Regions from separate parts of the Mus musculus genome. Here region 2 is linked to region 1. The links are chromatin loops, found by intact Hi-C in ENCODE. Cell type or tissue: left cerebral cortex. All regions are shown on one strand. Links, peaks and the distances in the headings refer to the core of each region. The heading gives the core; the rest is flanking DNA. Region 1 overlaps Sh3bgr (SH3-binding domain glutamic acid-rich protein). Region 2 overlaps Dscam (DS cell adhesion molecule).

Region 1 (10,655 bases), core at 1,678-9,677:
TCGCTGTCGGTTGCATTTCTCATGTGGAGAGCGAACTCCTTCCTACAAAATATGGTTGAGGACATGCAAAAAAAAAAAAAAAAAAAATCAGCAAACTGAAAGATGAACACTAGGTAAACAATAAAATAAATTAAAATAATAGATAAATAACATAGAAGATAGATAGATAGATAGATAGATAGATAGATAGATAGATAGATAGATAGATAGATAGATAAGGGACGTAAAAGAAAGTCGGGCTCTACCTACAAAGCTCTGCCCTCGGTGCTGTAACCTCCATTTCAACTACGGCCATGGAACAAGACAAACTGGAATTATGGCACATTTTTACATCACTAAATTTTTAAATCACAGTCTCAGAAATCATTTTTCTGAGAAAATGCTCGATGCTCACCGTGAAAAGCACTTCACTAGCTGGAGAATGCGCTCTGTCTTGTGAGTTTGGAGCACGCAGGTGGCTCGTCAGAGGACATTTAACAACCTTGATGGTGCAGCCGCGGAGGATGCCCTCAGAAACCACCGTTAAGGCCGCGGCAGTCTGTGGGAAGCAGCTGACAAAGCAGCTACCCAGCTAGCTGGTGGGACTAGGCTATTCTGGTCACCGGGGTTACTTTAAGATAGGTTTTGTGACCCCTTTGAAACACTCCAGAACTGGGTTATTGTGCGCGCTACACACGCTTGAGAAATCCTTCAAGGAACCGATACTGCTGTTCAGAACGAGCTCACGCACAGCACCTATGCGGGAGTCTGTGACGCTGCTGCGAAGAGGCGTGGGTTCCTGGGGAACATGCCCTGCTGGCAAGCATTTTCACTATTCCGTGTTCATAAAACAACTAAGGGTGGCAAGCTACAACTTACGTTCTTCCCTCCAGAGTCAGCAGCCTGAAGGCTCACCCCAGCCACCAACTCAAACAGGAGCTTTCCTGTGCCCACTGGAACAGAAAGCCTTTGTTACAGGAATTAACCTCCCTACCCGGAAAACCTTGAGTTCTGGGAGCTACTTTGCTGATGGCAATGGTGTTGCCATGGTTACCAGACTTGCCCTCCACAGTGGGTCCCTAAACCTTGACAAAAAAAAAAATTCAGGAAAAATATAAAATTCAAATTGAACTGCAGACTACCAAATTAGTTTTTATGACTAGTTGTCGGTATCAAATATACAACACTGATTTAGCAGATAGAAGCTATATGGTTGGAGACTGGGGAGATGGCTCTCCAGTAAAGTGCTCAGAGTGAAAGCATGAGGACTGAGTCCTCAGCACCCATGTGGAGTATGGTGGCCACCTACACTCTGTAGGCGGAGACAGGATCCCTGCTGCAAACTGGCTAGCTAGGCTAGGTAAACTGGTGAGCTCTGGGGCCAATGAGGGACTCTACCTCAATATGTCAAAGAAAACAGCTAACATCAACACCCAGTCTTCACTTCTCCACTCCATGTACACACAAACGCACAGACCTCCAAGCCCATGTGTACTCAGACACAAGGAAGCAAGCACACAAATACACAAGCATACTCACACATATACATATGCATATAACACACATGCACATCCTATCCCCACATACACATATGCACACACAGGCATACACACATATATACATACCACAAGTACACACACATATACACTATGCACACATATATACACACATATATATACCACACATACACACACATATATACACATACATATACATACCACACATACACACATATATGCACATGCACACATACACACACACATACACATGCATACCACACACACACACACACACATATATATATATATATATATATATATATATATATACCACACATACACACATATACCCATCATACATACATATACATATATATACACACACACACATGTACACCACACACACTATATATGTAAAAACAGAACTTTGCAAAGCCATCTGTAATTGCTCACCACATGAGTTTTGAATTGAGCATTGCAATTCATTTGGGAACTTCCCAGTTTGAGATCTTATGTAAAACAAGTTTACTTTTTTGTTTGCACTGTCTGTTGGGTTCATTCTTAGATTTAAAAATCACAGGTGGCCTTTAACACTGGAGAATAATCTACAGTAGTTCCGGTACTTCCGAATACTGTGTCTATGGTGTGGTCACCTTTATACCTTTTCGTGTCCACTCCAGGCCTCTCCCAGGAAAAGAAGCTACAGGGAAACAGAGATGCTGGGGAGATGGTCCAGTGAGTAAAAGGCTTTCTGGGTAAGCATCAGGACCGAACCTACATAAAGCCAAGTGCAGTGGCAGCTGTAGCCCAGGACTCCTAGGGTGAGATGCCATGAAAACGCAGAAGAATCCCAGAAGCAGGTGGAGCAGCCAGACTGGTGAACGACAAAAAGAGCCACCCGCCAGGCATGGTGGTTAAGTCAGGAGGCAGAGGCAGGCGTATCTCTATGGGTCTACATACTGAGTTACAAGCCAGCCAGGGCTACTTAATGAAACCTTGTTTTAGGGGAAAAAGAGAGGGGGATTTGCAGGCTGAAGAGATAGCTGAGTGGTTAAGAGCACTTGTTGCTCTGACAGAAATCCAGGTTCTCTGCGCCCACAAGGCAGCTCACAATTGCTTGCAAGTCTGGGTCCAAGGGATCCAACTCTCTCTATTCTGACTCCACAGGCACCAAGCATGTGGTACACAGACATACATGCAAGTAAAACACGCATACTTCTAAAATAAAATAGGCACCCCCTTTCCTCAAAAACCTGATGGTAGACAAACACTTGAGGTTGCTGCCCCTACCTCACAACACACACACACACACACACATACACACAAATCAAAATATTTTTAATTAGTGACACATTAGGTAGGAATTAATAGTGACCAATCAAAAACTATAATTCCTACTTAATAGTCACAAATTCTTTTTGAGATCAGAACTACTTATGAGGAACCACAGCTGTGCTGCCCAGAGCCTTGCAATGGGTGCTTACTTTCAGTTGGCAACTCCCCTGGGTTTGGAGTCACCTAGAGGACACTGTTATGAATGACTCCTGGGGATTAGCCCACCCTATTGGGCAAATTTCCTGCAGATCAACATGAAGATGAACTTTCATGAAATAATGCTGTTTAGATAAATTGGTAATTCATGAATTATATAATTCCTGATACTGATTTTACAGAATCCCTGTAACTGATTTTAAGAAGTTAAGATAGTTGATAGAGAGTTTAAGGTTAGAATCGAAAACAGAATGTACCTCCTGCCACAGAATACCAAAGGCTGTGTAGTTCAAAAAGGAGTTCAATGAGCTCTTATGTGTAATAAGCATGTAAATTGCACTAGGAAGAAAAATAGGTTTCAAACAAATTAATGATCAAGGAAATCATTCATTCTAGGTCAGGTCCAGGGATAAGGCCACAGGTGTTCACCATAATAAAGTAAGTGGGGAATTCTAAATAAAGGAGTGGGTGATTCTATTACATTAAAAAAAAAAAAAAGCTATTGCTGTGACTGTATGATGAACCTGTGGATAAAACTATTGCTTTGAACTGATAATGAGCTTATAGAATGAAAGAGATAAAACTACCACTTGGAACTTACAATCAACAATCCTGCTGTAACTCCTTATTGGGTAACATTTTATCTGTTTTTAATGAAGACATTAAAAAAGTCATTCTTTTTATTAGAGGGTATGAAATTGTTAAGATTAGAAAAAAAGTAAGTTGTTAGAGCTTTGTTCTAGCCACCAAATGCAATGGATCCACTTCAGTGAGAAACCAACTGGCACCCAAACAGAGACTCCCATACTCCAAGGCTCAGAGGACTTGTCTTGGAGGCAACATTGAGTCTACTGACAGAACAAAGACCTAGAAAGGGTCAGGAAAGGTGGAGCTCTGGGGAGCAAGATGCATTCTCCCAAATGTCTGTGCCAAGCATTATCCAGGGTGGGCTGTGATCAAAGCCAGGAACCACAGTAGAATAAGACTGGGGTGCTGGCGGCTGAGGTGAGGCGTTCTTCTCATATTCTGCCCTTGTGTTTCCAGACTTTGTAGCTCACATACAAACATGGATGCCTCGGTTTTCCTTCCGTCTGTCACAGGATTCACCAGGTTGCAAAAATGAATATGTAAGGCTTCCTATTCAGGAGCCTGACTCACAGCAGGATGCAATCAACAACAAAATTAACAGGAAAGGCACTGCTGCTGCTGTATCTCCCACAGTGACCTGGATTCCCACTAGTCCATCCTGGAGAAGGTACTGAGCAGCTGTGCTGGCAAGAACCAGATGTTGGATCTACAACAACGCTAACCTTGACAGGGATCCCCACGTTAAGCCTTCCCCAACCACACGACATTCACACTGGAGTCCTCGCCAGCTTGAGTCTGCATCCCAGAAGAAACCATGTGCTTGAGCAGCCCCAGGCTTCTAGTTTAAACACCACAGCATACTAACACACCTTAAAGAGTTCACAATTCGCTGGCAGTGGTGGCGCACACCTTTAATCCCAGCACTTGGGAGGCAGAGGCAGGCGGATTTCTGAGTTCGAGGCCAGCCTGGTCTACAGAGTGAGTTCCAGGACAGCCAGGGCTACACAGAGAAACCCTGTCTTGAAAAACCAAAAAAAAGAAAAAAGAAAAAGAGTTCACAACTCAATGAAAAACACCAAAACCAAGCACTTTGGAAGAAAAAAAAATGTAGGGGAGAAAAGAAAGAAAGCCATAGGCTTCAGAAAGCCATAAAAGGATGCTTTAGCTCAGGTCAGGAATATGTTTCCAGATATTCAGGTATTCAGAATCACCCTGAGGGTCCAGGAAGATCAAGAATCCTTATCAAAATTGCCAACATGGGGCTGGCAGAGTTAGCATGGACTCCTGTGGAAGGCAAGCATGGGAAAGCGGATTATTTGCCTGCTTTGAAGTTTTTAAGAACTGGGTTGGAGACATGGCTCAGCAGTTAAGAGCAGTCACTGCTCCTACAGGGGACCCAGGTTTGGTTCCTGCCCACATGACAGTTCACAACTGTCTGGAACTCCAGTTCTGGGGATTCCACACCATCCTGTTGCCCCCTCAGGTACCTGTACACACAAAGTGCACATAAACTAATGCAGGCACGCACACATAAGCGACTAGTAAAGTTTTAAAGCTTTGAGGGGACTCTCCCAGAAAACCAAGAATCAAGTCCCGGCACCCACATAGTGGCTTACAGGTGTCTGTAACTCCAGTCCTAGGGGCTGTGGCTCCCTCTTCTCTCCTCCCTGGGGACCAGGTACTGCAGATGTGGTACAGTCATGAAGGTAAAACACCCATACACATTTAAAGACAAAAGATTTTTAGGACATGGGAACTTGCAGAGGACAGAATGGGGACATGAGAGAGAGTGTGTACAATAAGGGAGAACAGCAGAAAATGCTTGCCAGGTAGGTGTGAAAATGTCACCATGGGCCGGGCATGTTGGCACATGCCTTTAATCCCAGCACTCGGGAGGCAGAGGCAGGCGGATTTCTGAGTTCGAGGCCAGCCTGGTCTGCAAAGTGAGTTCCAGGACAGCCAGGGCTACACAGAGAAACCCTGTCTCGAAAACAAACAAACAAAAAAAAAAAAAAAAAAAAAAGAAAGAAAGAAAATGTCACCATGGAGCCCAGTATTTTGTATATGTCTGTGTTTACATGCAATAGATTCATATGTGCACAAATTTTAATTTTAGACCTGCACGTGATCTCGAATAAAAACATTATGAACGACGACGTGCTTGTCAGCTCACTATTGTGTAGAGGTTTTAGTTTTGCCTGCTCTCTTCCTTGGTAAACGCCTTGGCTGCCCAGTGATTTCATCCTGAAGTACCCTACCGTGGACAAACAGGCAGCTGGCCCTAAAGGCCACGGCACCAGACCACGAAGCCTGTGTTTTGTCGCCCCCTAGTGGTCCTTAGAGTGTGAGGTAGGTTCTTGCACCAGTGGGACAGAGGACCCTCCCCAGGGATGAGCAACAAAGACTACTCAGGCTTAAAGAAACAAATTAGCTTTTATGTCACTGATTTTCTAATTAAAAAAAAATCTTACTTTGAATGCTCGGGCCTTCTTTAGACCAATCAAGCTCTTTAATCCCATCAGATTACCATAAAATTAGTCAATTAATTGAGGAGGGGTCCTCCTTGTTTTTCAACACGGAATTTTGAGTTCTTTGGGGGTGCACATGTGCACATACTCACAAGGAGAGGCCAACCTCACCCATCGTTTCCCTATTACCAGTCTTTTACCTACCTTGCTTTTAGAAGATAAACTTTTTTTAAATTTTTTTTAATTAGGTATTTTCTTCATTTACATTTCCAATGCTATCCCAAAAGTCCCCCATACCCTTCCCCCGACTCCACTACCCACCCACTCCCATTTCTTGGCCCTGGTGTTCCCCTGTACTGGGACATATAAAGTTTGCAAGACCAATGGGCCTCTCTTTCCAATGATGGCCAACTAGGCCATCTTCTGCTACATATGCAGCTAGAGGCACGAGCTCTGTGGGGTACTGGTTAGTTCATATTGTTGTTCCACCTATAGGGTTGCAGACCCCTTTAGCTCCTTGGGTAGTTTCTCTAGCTCCTCCCTTGGGGGCCCTGTGATCCATCCAATAGCTGACTGTGAGCATCCACTTCTGTGTTTGCCAGGCACCGGGATAGCCTCACAAAAGACAGCTATATCTGGGTCCTTTCAGCAAAATCTTGCTAGTGTATGCAATGGTGTCAGCACTTGGAGGCTGATTATGGGATGGAGCCCCGGGTATGACAGTCTCTAAATGGTCCATCCTTTTGTCTCAGCTCCAAACTTTGTAACTCCGTCCATGGGTGTTTTGTTCCCAATTCTTAGAGAAACGTTTTTAAAGGAAAGCTACTTCAGTGATTGGGGGAGGGACTAATTTGCTTCAAAAAAAAAAGTCTCTTTTTGTTACCAAGGTAACAAGAAAAGAGCTATCTTCCAGAGTTTGACTGCTGCAGCTAAATAGTACATTGTAAACAGCGCATGGCTCAGCTGAGGGAAGTTGACCTCTCTGCAGGAGACACTAACACAGTGACTGTGACAAGAGGGGACAGCACAGCAAAGATAGGAGCCTTGCCTCCCGCCCGTACCCTTACCCCCACCTCTGCCCCACGCCTACCCCACCCCCAGAGCCAGAGGCATCCATCCCTGCCCAGAATGGCAGGGGAAACGGAGTGCCACAGAATGTAACAGGGAAGAAAATAGCTCTGATAAAGTAACATTGGCAGGCAAGCAGAGTGATGTGGTCCAACCTATCCGAAGCAGTCAGCTGTTGCTGACCCTGCAAACCAATCGGCAGCCAGGGGATCATAGAGGTTCCTGCAGCCAAAATTGTACAAAGACCGTGAAGTTGCAGACATCATGTCCTAGCTGCACCCCTGCATGTGTGGGTGTCAGTGCTCTGCAGAGTGTGCACAGCAATCACTTGAAAACCTGAACCAATTGGCACGACAGGGTATACAGGACTTAGTCTGAACAGAAAGAGCAAGTTCAAGTCCTCACAGAGGCAGAGAGATGAACCAGGAAGGGGTGAGGAGAAAAACAATAAGACCAGGTAGATTCTTGGCATCAATCTTTATTTATGATTGCTCTCTGGGAAGTGTTTTGTTCTGAAAGCCAAGCCTAAAACAAGCAGTACACAAAGAAATCCTTCTGCTATGTCACAGAGGGGAAACTACGCCTCAAGATCCTGTTTGCAGAATATTAACGAGAAGGTCTACTTGTGCATAGCCAAGGAAACAAACGTTAAGCAAAGACCAAAAATTTCAGGCAGCGTACGCGTGCAGTCTTCACATTCAGCCTCGTGTTGACACAGTGAGGTAGAGACCCACATGCACCTAGCTGTCTGGGAGGGCGTGAGTCCTCAGTGAACCCAGGTGTGCCGAGGGAAGGGTGCTGGCTTCCAGCCAAGTATTTCGTTGCGTTAATGGAGAAGAGAGAGTTCAAATGTAGCCTCGTGGCTCGGATATTCTAGAAGGAAGGAAATATTGTGAGAAGACTGTTAAAGACAGAATGATCACTGTGATCTTCACTATCCAACCCACAAACCAGGAAGGCAGGGCCACATTTTACCATTTGTGGCTGCAAGTAAAGAAGAGAAAATAAATCTCCATCATGAGAACGGAGCCAGGTGTGTACTGGTTATCAGACCTAACATATACCAAACACCAGAAGAAAGGAAAGCTCTCTATGGCTTCCCAACCATTTGTTAGTGGAAGGCAGAGCGGTTGCATCTTCAGCCAAGTTCCTGATGGGTAATTTCAACAGTGCAAGTCTCCACTAGAAAGCAGGATTGAGTCATGTGCATTGGGAAGGAGTGTTATTTATTTGTTTATTAATATGTATGTTTATACACATATGTACGCGTGTGTGTGCATCATGTGTATATGAGGGTGCCCATGGATGCCACAGGAAGGCATGGGATCCCTTGGAGCTTGAGTCCCAGGCAATTTAGGTGCTAGGAACCAAATTTGAATGCTTGGTAAGAGCAGCAAGTACTCTTAACCACTGAGCCATCTGTCCAGCCTCAGGAGGAGGAATTCAATTCCGAATACTATGCTGGGTCTGTGCCACCATGCCTTTAAAGGCAGCATTTAGGAGGCAGAAGCAGGAGGATCTCTGTGAGTTCATGAGTTCAAGGCCAGCCAGGGTGACAGAATGAGACTCTGCATCAAAAGACAAAAACAAACAAACAACAACAACAACAAAAAAAAAAAAAAAAAAACCAAAGCAGAATCTGAAAACCACACACTGTTGCTCCTCAGATTCAAGCATAGTTTGGATTCCAACTCTAGACTGCACAAGAGAGTGTCTTCACAGTTCTGTTCACTGCCACGCACTCCAGCAGGTCACGTTTTCAATCTGAGTATGAAATCCCCCAGCACAGAGACAGGCTTGCCTCTGGAAGCTGAGTGGTTCCCAGGGACTTGGACCCTGCTATCTGCCATGGCGCACGTGAAGAAAGTAAGAGGAGTCAAGGGTGAAATTTGCGGTGCTGCCTGGGTCCCGCCTTCACGTCCAGGTGTTCAGACTCTGAAACAGATTACTACTGGCTGGGTTCCAACCTAGAACCCTCGGGGAAACACACCAAATGCTCTGCCCAGTGCCACATTGCTTTCATTTTAACTCTGGGGTTGAACCTGGACAACAACCACACACTAAGGCTTCTCTCTCCACGGTGCCATTTCACACTCAGGATTTCATGGTCGTCATCTCAGAACTGCATAATTTTCAAGGAACTCTACAAGTGTTGTGAGTAGTGATGGATCTGCAGTATTTGGGAAGCTGCCTGTGGCCCTGTGGTTCTGTGGCCCTGTGGCTCTTGGCCCTGTGGTTCTGTGGCTCTGTGGCTCTGTAGCCCTGTGGTTCTGTGGCCCTGTGGCCCTGTGGCCCTGTAGCCCTGTGACCCTGTGACCCTGTGGCCCTGTGGCTCTGTGGCCCTGTGACCCTGTGACCCTGTGACCCTGTGGCCCTGTGGCCCTGTAGCCCTGTGACCCTGTGACCCTGTGGCCCTGTGGCCCTGTGGCCCTGTGGCCCTGTGGCAATTTGCTTTACTCCTAGTTTGATGGTAAATTTATCACTTTTGCATTTTCCCCAGTTCTTCTGATGGAATTTTATAAAATTCTCAAAAATGAGTCCCAGTTCATTCCTTAGCAGTGGAGCTGTTACCAAAATCTGACAGACAGTTGACCTTAAAGTAGAGGTCTGTGGCCAGGTGGTAGTGGTGGTAGTGCTTGTCATTAATCCCAGCACTCGGGAGGCAGAGGCAGGAGGATCTCTGAAGTTCAAGACCAGCCTAGTCTATAGAGTGAGTTCCAGGACAGCCAGGGCTACACAGAGGAACCCTGTCTCAAGAAAACAAACAAAACTAAGTAGAATTCTATGGCCAGGTGGCAGTGGTGTGTATCCACAGCATAAAAGAAACATGGGGATGGGGGAGGCATCAAGTCCTGTGTAATATAAATGGAAGGTTATAATTTTATGAACCAGTAACAAACTGTGATAGCCATTCCCACCAGCTTCAAGATGTCCTAAGAACACACAAACCATCTTGAAGCTTCTTTTCCATGAAAATTTTGAGATGGAATGTTCACTCTGTGTACATACACATACGCACACACACACACACACACACACACACACAGAGGAATGCAGCAAAGGCTGCACTGGTGACCCCAGCAAATGTTATCACTCAGCTGACTAAACCAACCATTCAAGATGGCAGACCCCACCTCACCGGTTGTCTACACAGCATTGCTTAAGTTGTTCCTTAAGCAATACATCAGAGTACCAAGGAGTTCCTTTTCCATCTCTACATGAACCTTTTTTTCTAGTCGGGGACCAAGTCTCATCACAGGTCTTGCTGATGGCCTACTGTGTGCTGGGGTACTCGTCCCTTGTTATGTCCTCCTCAGCTGCTCTCCTGGCTGTAACTGGAAGTCTGACTCACGTCTTTTAACACAGGTGTGATATAGACAGGAAAGAGACTAAAATACTCTTCAATTTTTTTAAAGCCATGGCAGAAAAATTGTAAGGACGATCCTAAAATACCTGCTGCCCCAGAGTGGGTCACAAAGACAATGACAGCAGCAACCCCTTTTTGCAAATGTGTTGTCCTTGTGTCTCAAGAAACCAGCTGCTTTCACAGCACAAGGTGATT
Region 2 (10,655 bases), core at 1,857-9,856, 370 kb before region 1:
TTTATTACAAAAGGAAGCTTATTCAGCTCATAGTTATGGAGGTCTGATGGCATGGTGCTAACATCAATTACTCTACAGTGAGGCCCTCATCATTAATGGCATTTGGAGGGAGGGGTATACATGTACAAAAAGGCCACACAGTGAGACAAGAACTTACTGTATGTGAAAAGACTTAAAAATAGGTAGTTCTTAAGATAACTGATACAGAACCGCCTGAAGCCTGGTCAAGGGTAGTATCCCATGGCCTACCACTTCTTACCATCCCACCACCTCCCAGCATTTGCACTCTGAAGACCAAGCTTCCAGCACAGTGGTCCTTGAATACACACTCAGCCATCCTCAACCCTAGCACTGACATCAACAATGGTGTGGTGTCCAGACAGAGCCCAGGAACTCAGAGTTAAAAGAAAGACATCTTTCTCTGCTTGATGAGAAGAGTCAGTGGTCAAGAGCTGTGTTTTAAAGACTGTTTCACTGGGGAGACTTTGAAAAGGGAGGGGTTCTTAGCAGCAGTCAGTACTAGGAACCTCCTTTACCAAGGTATTCATTGAAGATGACAGAAACTGGAAAATGCAGGTCAAGGACTAACGCCACTTCAGCTTGACCTCATGTGGATACGCCGGGCTTCTGAGTGAGACCTAAGACTTTATGCTTGATGAGAGAGGATAGACAAAGCACATGAGTCAAAGGTCTAGTCTTTCAAAGTGCTAACATGTCCAAGGATTTCATGGTCTAAGCTAAAAGAAAAAGTCCAGGAACATCCACCCACCCAACCACAGACACAGAGAGGGCTCTGGTTGGGCCTTGTGTTCAGAAAAATGAAAAGTTTTCTGTAGAAACTTAGTTATTACATGTTGGCTGTTGTATTAACAAACCACGCTCAGCACAACTGAAGCAAAGCTTCAAACTGAATCCACCAGGCCAGTGGACTGCTCACCTAAGGAAACACCTTTTTTGTTTTTGTTTTTCCCATCTGTAAGGGCTGCCCCATACCCATTCCTTCATGGAACAGCCAAAGATACACATTCAGCATGTCACCATTTATCTGAGCCACAGCACTGGCACTATTTAAATATATATATATATATATACCTCCCTCTTTAAATTATGATCACTGTGTTGGGTCTTATGGCATAAGGCAAAACTCAAATAAGGCCCTAATAAATGCATGAAAAATATGTAAAATGAGAATTACCTATCTGGCAAGCAATCTCTCAGATGGACTCAAAAGTTGTGGCAGACGCAGTAAAGAGTCCTAATTTCATTTTCACTGTCTGCCTCTGCAGGGGAGAGTGCAGGCCGTTACTCCTGCATGTTTTCATTCATGTGTTTTGCTGCTGTTCATAGCATTTATTTAAAAGGCAAATGAAGATAAGATGTGATAATGGCTTTTGGACCTTGCTCATCCTAGAAGTGACGAGAACAGCAGGAGAAGACATGAGCCACTGGGCACCTCCTGGCAACTGTAGTTGGGCATGATACCGTATCATTGCTCTGGAGTTGTCCATGAGCATACTGCCAAATGCAGAGAAGCAGGGAGGAGAGAGAGTGTTCTGGGGTACCAGCAGACTTCCAGATAGTTGTTAGAATCCCCGGAGTGTAGACCCCTCTCCCCCGCCTTCCTTTCTTGGTGGCCATTAAAGTCCTGAAAGCACCCACTCCATCTCCACAGCCTGTCTACTCTCTGCTCTCATATAAGAGACCATTACACTACTTCTCCTTCGGGTGTGATTTAGGCCATAGAAAGTGCTTCCAGGTAGGATGAGTGCCCTATTTTTGCAAGCGTTCAAATCATGAAAGGCCTGACCTTTCTTTCTGATGGCATGCCGTCTGTATGGTTAGGTTAAGAATCTCTTTTATTTAAAGTTTATACTTTGTTTGTGACATTGTTACCTTAGGGCATCCCAGACATCGCCACAAAGTGGCTATCATCTTAATGCATTATTTAAAGTGAAGTGATTTTTATAACTTTAGATATGAATAATTTCTTGAGTCAATGTGAGTTCTGATGTACACAAACTTTGTTTTGTCTAAGCCACAGGGCTGGATTATTATTGGATTTTTAATATGCTTTATAGAGAGATTTCATCCTCTGGGAACCTTTCTGTTGTTCCTTCTTAATCCTTCAGGGGGTTCTGCATTAGTTATCTCAAGAACTATCTGTTATTAATATACTATGGTATGAGGTGCAGAACTGGTTCTGCGGGACCCCAGGTCCAGCAGGAGAACAGGTCTGAAGGTGTAGGACAGGCAGATCAAATACAGAACAGAGGATTTCCTGATGGAATTATAGTGTATCACCAGGGTGATGGTAAGGCCAGAGTAACCTTTCAGATTTGGGTCAGAAAAATGAGGGCTATAAGGTCAGGCAGAAGTGACATCAGTCAGCCCTAAATGCATCAAGTGTGTGCATAATGTCCAAGCAAATGAACACGAGTCTGTCACAGTTCTGGTACTAGAATCTGGCCGTAAAAACCCGCATCCCACTATCTTCTCTATCTTAATATCATGCCTTGAAAATGATACACTGAGGGGCAGCTGTGATGGGGATGCGTCAAGATGGCTACATACATGTCAAGTGGAAGACGTGCAAAGCAGAAGGCTGCCTGCTGTTCTAACCCCCTTCTTTGACCAGTACTTTTAACTAACCCACTTTTTTCCTGTTCCCCCTCTGAGTTCTGGATGAGGAATATTATTTTCTGCTTCTTAGCACAGCCTGTTCTTCTCCATCACCTCTTCATTTTATCACCTTATCTTTTTACTTTGCCTGTCTTCAGTACCAATGATCATGATTCCAAACTTTCAAACTCCCTACAAATGGGCATCAAGTTATATACATGAACTTGTCTAGGTTATGGCTCCAAGAAAGGAAGAGTCGGGTCTTAGATACTAATAGGCACCCCTAGGCAGTGTTCAAGAATTAATTTTAAATGAATTAACAGTGTTAGAATCAACACAGAGTACTATGTCTATGCATAGTGCATAGATGTTATTGAATATGTCTTCTTTAGTCAGTGTTGTATTCATAACAAGATTGAGCGATTGGCTAATATTTTAATTACTAGAAGTGATTAGTCAGATATATTCAAATACAAAAGGACATTCGAGTTTATGCCAACATGCTTTTAAGGAAAAAAAAAAAGACATATTTTCCCCTCTTGCCCTTGACAAATCCAAACAAATCACTTCCAGGTAGAGGATAACCCACATACATACAAGTCAGAGTCTAGCTTTACATTTTAATAATAATGCCTGACTTGAATTCCTAAGATACGTATATTTTATTACTAGGACGTGCTTGCTTTCTTCAGTCAGGGCTAGCTGATCACATCTTTCAAAAGGCAAAGAGGTTCAAACTCTGTATTCCTAGGATAAATTGCTGGAATGTTTCAAGGACCTGTCTCCTTGATTATAGAGCCCCTTCTTAGTTTTGTGGATACCCTGAACCATTTTCTGTTGCTCTTTGGCCAAGCCTTCTCACTTATCTGTGATGTTCGGCCGGTACGCCTGAGCCATGACACAGCAGGGCTTGACACATCAGCTCACCGCCCATGCTCCCTTCATACCTGGCCCAGCAGCCTCAGGGAAAGCAAGGACCCTAAGGTATCGGCACCTGCACTCTATAGGCTCCAAATCCACCCATTCCAGTCTCCACTGATGGTGTCTCTGAGGTCCCAGCTGGTCCATGGCTCACCCATTCAATAGCTGCTATCTAGAGCTTCCACCAAATAACCAGCTATTGGATGCAGTTGTTGGATTATGATTTAGTATTCCTTCATCTCATTTTGTTATCCTCTCCTAAATGTATGAGTTTCAGTCATGAGAGAGGATGAAGAGCAGTGTGTGTGTGTGTGTGTGTGTGTGTGTGTGTGTGTGTGTGTGTGTGTAAGCACCACCTCCCTGGGAGACCCCTAACTCTTCCTTTGCAGCTTGGCTTAAGAGTTTAATGATTTTTTTTAATTTTTAGGGCCTGTACATTGTAATACAATTACTAGAATGAGCTTTTCCCCTTCTGTCCCTGTGGATAACTTATTGGGTTTCTTCTGAATGACTTGGGAGCTGAGAATATGGTACGAGACAGACTCAGAAAGATCCTTATAAGAAGCTATAATGATGCAACTGCATGAGCTAACACCAAAGCTTTAGGACATGCTAAGTGCTTGCATGGGTTACATGTCTAGCAGTGGGTATCTTGGAAAAGATGGTCAAAGAAGTCTCACAGAGGCAATGAGATGTAAATTATTTGGGAGAAGGAGCATAGAGAAGACCCTGTGTGGCCATGATCCAAAAGCAGACAAAAGAGAGAAAATAAAGGTTGGAGGGAGCTTGGTGTTTACAGTGTGAGTCAAGAGATCCATCTGACCCATCAAACACAGACATCCCCATGCCCCACAGGGATGACAGTTTAGGAGCCAGGCCAGGAGACTGCACCTCTGCACGGCTCTTTTGTCCACTCTGCAGTTTATATAGAGCAGTGTGCTCATCTCTGCTCCTTCCTAGAAACCAGATCTCCCTGACTGGTAGTTGCAGCTTGGCTTCTTATAGATTTCCCTAGGATTCTAGTCTGTTCTCAGGGATGGTCCCTCAGTGCACTCATTACGGAAAGACTTCTTCTCAATGGTTCTATTCTTAGAATTCCAAGTCTGTGACCTAATTTGCTTTCTATTGTGATAAAAAAAACCCATGGCCAAAAGATACTTGGGGAAGAAAAGGTTTATTTGGTGTACAGATCCCAATCTAGTGAGGGAAGTCAGGCCAGGAATTCAGTCGGGAGCAGAAGCAAGCTCCACTGAGAACCATTGCGCGCTCTCTCTCTCTCTCTCTCTCTCTCTCTCTCTCTCTCTCTCTCTCTCTCTCACCCCATCACTGCTTAGCTTGCTCGCCTGCTTTTACCATCCAGGACCATCTGCCCATGGGAGACACTGCCCTCAGCAGGCTGGGCCCTCCCACCCAATTACTAATCAGAACAGTACCACAGACAAATGCCTGCAGACTAGTCTGGTGGAAGCACGTCCTCCAGTCCCTCCCCTCAGGTTACTCTAGTTTGTGTCAAGGTGATAGAAAACTAGCCTGACAACCCATTTCCTTGAGACAAAAGTTGAGTATTTATATTCCTGAGTTTTCAGCAGCCACCCCCTCTACTCTCCCCCTCTGTCCCTGCTTTCCAGAGAAGCCTTCTGTCCATGAGGCTCTAACATAGCTAAGTGCTCTGCAAAGTATACGTAGCCATTCCTGTGGCTTGGGCTATTAGTCATTCTCCCCTTCTACAGAAGTATTCTTGGATATGACTGCATTTTCTTTGGCTTCTGAGGCCCAGTGGGCAGCTTGATGCTTTCTTGGCTGATTTGCTGGGGTTAGGTTCTAATTGTTGAAGAGCTGAAAGCTCTATCAGTCTCTCGGGAGGTGTTAAGTCTCAAAACCTTGCCCTGATGCAAACTCACTGCAAACCCCATCAGAATACATATATGTAGGCCACTACCACTGACTGAATCTCTTTAATATAGAAAGATGTTATCACCCCAACCCATGAAAGTATTAATATATTTAATTAATACCTCCCACAATCCCATTGGTTTATCTGAATAATATGTCATAATAGAGGCTGCAGAGAAGGGGTCCTGAAAATACTACAGATAAATCTTTTAAAAATATCTAAGAAATTGGACAAAACCCAACTGTGAAGACAGGCATGCCTGTGCACATACACACACACACACACACTCAGCATCATGAAAGTCTACAGAATATTCTGTAGAGACAAGAATGGAGAATACTGTCTTTTAACATGGTTCCATGTGGCTTCTACCAATTTCATATTCTAATGCATCCCAGATCCCCAACAGGGAAAAAAAAAAAAACAAGACATAATTTCAAGAAATGTAACAGCTAATACTTTCTATGGCTCTCTACCTCTCTAGAGATAGAAGTGGGCAAGACACTGAAGAATCAACCCCTCATCTTCCCCACCAGCTTCACCTCTGCTTTCCATTCTCCAACTCTTGGCCCCTGATACCCTGGGTTAGTTCTGCCTTAACTCAGCTCCTGCTGTGGGGTGGACCTAAGTCTGTCATTTTGTTTGCTGTGGTTGGGAGCTGAGACTGTTAACCTGCTTTGTAACACTGAGCAAGTACAAGCCCCTAGCCCAGGCTACCAGTGTGTGCTTCCTGAGAGGGCCTCTTGGGAGAGGTAGGTCTGTCTTAAAATCTCACATCCCTTCCCAGTGTTCCCAGTAAGAAATCCAGTACCCTCATCCAAATAAGAGTTTCTGATCCCAATATGATATAAACTACTTTACTACTGAAGACTATCGAACTGTGACCAAGTCAAAGTCCTACCCCACACCTCAGTGTAGTTTGTAAAATCCATCAGCACATAGGAAGATCACAATATCAATGTACTCTTAAAAATGCATGAAGACTCCAAACCGCAAGCCAAGAACAGTAACCGAGCCCAAACGCTGGGCCCTCTGATATTAATGTCACATTATTTATTTAGTGTTTTTCCTCATCGCTGTTTGGGAGCGAAGACTCGTTTACAGAGAGATCGGTTTACAAGGGTTTTTATTACCGTGGTGTGGCATTAATATTAAACTAAGAACGTGTTAGATCCCGTCTGCCCGAGCTGAGGGCAGAGTCCACAGTGGCCTTCCATCACAAGCTCCTTAGCTATAATGTTACAAGGCTCATCTCCATGATCATCACTGAAACTGTTAGGTCTACATGCCCTCTGCTGCTTAGTTCTGCATCAATATCCAACTGCCTCCAAGCACAGACATCAAAACCTTGTTAGAAATTGATGAAAGGTGCCTTTTATGACTCCCAGGAGGCAATTTGTGTCCCTGAGAACTGTGGTACACTTAGCTTTTCCACGAATTTGGGACAGTGTTTATGTAGCTTCCTGGATCCTGGATAACAAGGTATTGAAGAAGAAAAAGGAAAGTCAGCTTCAGAGTACAGTATGTCCGTGATGCCCAGTCCTGAAAGTGCATGAATTTATTTCTTCCACAAGACACGCTAGCCCTACAATTTCCAGAGCAGATATACTTTACCCATGTTATAGGTGAGACAGCTTAGTACATATGACTCTGTCAGGCTGAAAGCCTGAAGACATTTCATTGCCCCTGCCCTGGACTATGGTGCTCCAGCAGGGTAAATGCCCCTGTATGGGGTGGGGGGGGGGGGAGTCCCAGAGCTGTTTGGAAGCAGAGGAGAGATGAGTGTGAACTTGCAAACGCTGACCCTTCCAGTTCACTCAGCAACCACCTCACCAGAGTCACTGGGACAAAAACACCTGGGTTTTGGCTCTGACCACTGTATGACTCACCCATCTTCCCATGGTCTTCCAGGAAGGTCAAGTTCCCATGGGCTGGTACACTGTAAACAGTAGCATCCTACACAGGTTGAGTTCAGTATGTTCCATGTAGAACCAGAAGGTAAGAAGGGCCTGCTTACAATTTTGTGAACTTTCACCATTTACACTGATAGCTCCTAACAGCAGTGACATCAATACTTGAGGCAGGGTGGCTATCTGTGGTGCTGCGGGTCCTGATAACCTGCCACTCTTTGGCCCATAGATGCTAGTAGCTTTCCTCCCTGGCCCCTCCCCCATAATAATAATGTCACATATCCCCAGGGGTGAGGTCAACCTCAGTGACTGGCCAAAACCAGATACTTCTGATTGTATGGTGTATGACAACTGGTCGTGGGGTCAGGGGACAGGGACAAGGTGGAAAGACTGACTCACACTCCAGGACTTCTGTAAGCATTCTGATGGATTTTTGCCCTCCCCTTTCCAGATATGACACACCAGGCTTTGTGTATGACCCTGAATAGATTGGGAAAGCTCAAGAAGTTTTTAGCTAAAAGGAGGCAACATTTGCATAGAGCAGCTTGCACACCATCAGGACAGACAGGGCCTGACTGCCCCCTTCCTTGGTGGAGGATGACAGGCTCTGAGCCTTAGGTGCTGATGGATGAGAGGCTGTAGTAGCAGGATTCATGTCTAGGAGGGATCAGGGAGGCAGTAATTACATCTGTATGCTGACTAGTTAGGAGAAGGGGAGAAATCGATGCCAGCTTACTTAATCTGGACTTTCAGAAACATTACTGTCACCGAAGGTCCCCAGAGGTCTGCAGCAGGGGATGAAAAATGAAACATTGTATCAGAAAATAACACACAGCATTGAGTTAATAGCTAAATTGCCCTCCTCCCTTGAAATGTGAGTCAAATCCAAGGCCTGGGCTCCTCCCAGAAGGGCAGTGGTGGGTGCCATTTATCATCTGTAACAAGACGGGGTGGGGGGAATGTAAGAAGGAGTGCCTAGAACAAGTGTGTGTCATTCAGGTGGTCTTGCAATATCTTTGAAGTTAAGAGGGGGGTATTCCACGAGTGTAGTGCACAGGTCTATCACACTCACCTCCCCGGTGTCCCATGAGTCACAAGAGGCTTGTCTTCTCCATGGCTTTCCTCTACCCCCACCTTTAATTCTCATCTCTCTATGGCTGTGTTTCCTCTACTTGCCTTCTGCTTCCATCTTCCTGCATGTATCCATCTCTGTCATCTCTGTCCTCTACTGTCCCTTCTCTCCTTTGACTGCCTCTCATCCAGTCCCTGGCTGTCACCACACCCTATCCCACCCAGCCCAGCCTCACACACTACCATATGCTCAGCATCTTCACCTCTGCCTCAGCTTCCTACTGTCCCATTGCTTTGCCGACACAGAGGTGTGGACTCCAAGAGCAGAGGGCAAAGGGTCTTGATGAGTGTGCAGGTGTGTGCTTCAAAGTTGCCCGATTCAATCATGGATTGTGTTTCAGAGGCCCAGCTGGGACTCCAATAAGTCTCTTCCATCAAGCCTGGGTTCCTGCTTGGCTTGGGAATGAGGCATTCACTTGGTTGAAGAAACTTGGGGGGAAGCTAGAAACAATGTAGGCAGTGGGGTGAGCAGAGACAAAGGAGATGGAGGGTAGGGAATAGAATGCAGGCCAGATGTTCCTCTTCACTTAGAATGGGTGTTTTTCTGCTTTCCTGATCTCTCTCTAAATGACTAACACCACTTACCCCAAAGCCACGGTGCAGACTGCAGCCTGGCTCTCTACAGACAGTGTGAGGACTGCGCTTTGACTCTGAGGTTTGTTCAGCAACAGATTCCACACACAGGATGTCCAGGGTGTATGTACCTGCCAGAGGTGGCACCCTGGTATATAATCCATGGTACGTATATGGAGTTCAGAGCAAAAGGGCTCTTGCTTTGCTGGCTGCTGGTGCTTTCAAGTAGGGGCAACTCAGAGGATCCTGGCTGACCAGCATGGGATGTATTTCCTCCAGTGGTGGAGTTAGAGGAGCTGCAGGAAGTCAGATCCACTGAGTCCTCACTGCTAAGCTCTGGGTTGTTTTTGGAGCCAGATCGACAGGGTCTGCTTCTGCAGGGTAGGAGAGCAGGCAAGGGGCCATGGCTTGGGTTTGACAGAGGAGGAAGGAAGGATGGCAGATGGCACCAGCACCAGCTCCAGCTGAGCTTCTCTGGGCTCCCAGTATTATCAAGAACTTTCTATAGCTTCTTCAACCTTTTCTCTTCCCTAGGCTGGAGGAGGCAGATATGAGTAATGGGAAAGGAGGGATCGTGTCTGCTGATGGGGAGACCCTAAGCCCATCACAGACAATAAAGAAAAGGTATCAGTTTCCCAGGCTTGCTGTGACAAGTCACCACAAACTTGGGAGCTTAAAACAGATTTATTCTCTCGCAGTTCTAGAGACCAGAAGTTCAAAGTCAAGACACCAGCTGACACATGTTCCTCTGAGGGCTCTAGGTAAGAGCACATTCATGGCCAACCCCAGCTCTGCTGACTCCAGGCTACCCCTGGGCTTATGGCCACACCACTCTGGCTCGGCTTCCATCCCCTCATGGCTCTCCCCGCTGTGTCTCTGCACCACCCACGTTCCTCTGCCTGGCTCTTATATAGAGACACACGTCATCGGATTTAAAGCCCATATTAAATCCAAATGATCATTTCTCCGGTCACTTAACTTCATCCCATCTGCAAAGGCCACTTCTCTGGATGAAGCCACATTCAGAGTCCTGGACTTGTGTCCACAGGGACCACTAATTGGCTCTATCGTACTTCTGATAGACCTCCACCTCTAAACTCCTGTGATGAAACTTGCATGTGTGAACTACTTAATGGAGGCCTTGCCATAGCCGCACCCCCCCTCCCCCAATAGTGGATAGGAGCAACCTAGCCCAGATCTATACCAGTCATGCTTGTAATGTCCATTCCAACCTCCAGGATGCACTTAACAGTCAATGGGAGTCAAGAATGAATGTCTCCCTTATGATAAAGAGAGGTAGGGAGGCAGGACAGGCAAGGATGTCAGCATCCAGTAGTCACCTCCTACCCTGAATCCTTCTCTTTCAAGAGCAGACATCTCAGTGGTGACCTTGATATGTATAAGCATCTGAGGAATGTAGGGTCTAAAAAAGACTTCCAGACAATCCCATCTCCCCATCGGTATTTAACTAGTGTGTGGGCTTAGATTTCAATCGACATAAAATGCTGACTATGAACGCAGACCAGTGTTTCCTTCCCCATAAGCACATGCATTATTAAGCATGTCCGTTGGATGCACTCTCACAGCCGAAAGAGCTGCTCTGACCA

Evidence for each region. A loop is a pair of places that touch in the nucleus more often than their neighbours do. Peaks named below come from ENCODE experiments on the same cell type or tissue, not always from the same donor. Only the 100,000 strongest peaks of a DNase experiment are listed, where the experiment ranks them.
Region 2: it touches region 1 in a loop (2.1-fold over the local background); 3 of 42 quality-filtered maps call a loop at or near these places.

The regions. Positions count from the first base shown.
Region 1 is chr16:96,225,834-96,236,488 of GRCm38, reverse strand. It overlaps Sh3bgr (SH3-binding domain glutamic acid-rich protein), which reads right to left. Exons shown (of 8, transcript NM_015825.2): 8 at 7,556-7,966. It also overlaps a transcript of B3galt5 not described here. Among named protein-coding and RNA genes, the nearest start is that of Sh3bgr, 31 kb to the right of the region's middle. In left cerebral cortex, for the core only: CTCF peaks have their summits at 2,999 and 5,901 (motif pointing left); DNase peaks (open chromatin) are centred at 5,873 and 7,330.
Region 2 is chr16:96,596,948-96,607,602 of GRCm38, reverse strand. All of the region lies in intron 32 of Dscam (DS cell adhesion molecule), which reads left to right. Among named protein-coding and RNA genes, the nearest start is that of Gm32509, 120 kb to the left of the region's middle. In left cerebral cortex, for the core only: no CTCF peak of the experiment used is centred there; DNase peaks (open chromatin) are centred at 4,577 and 5,183.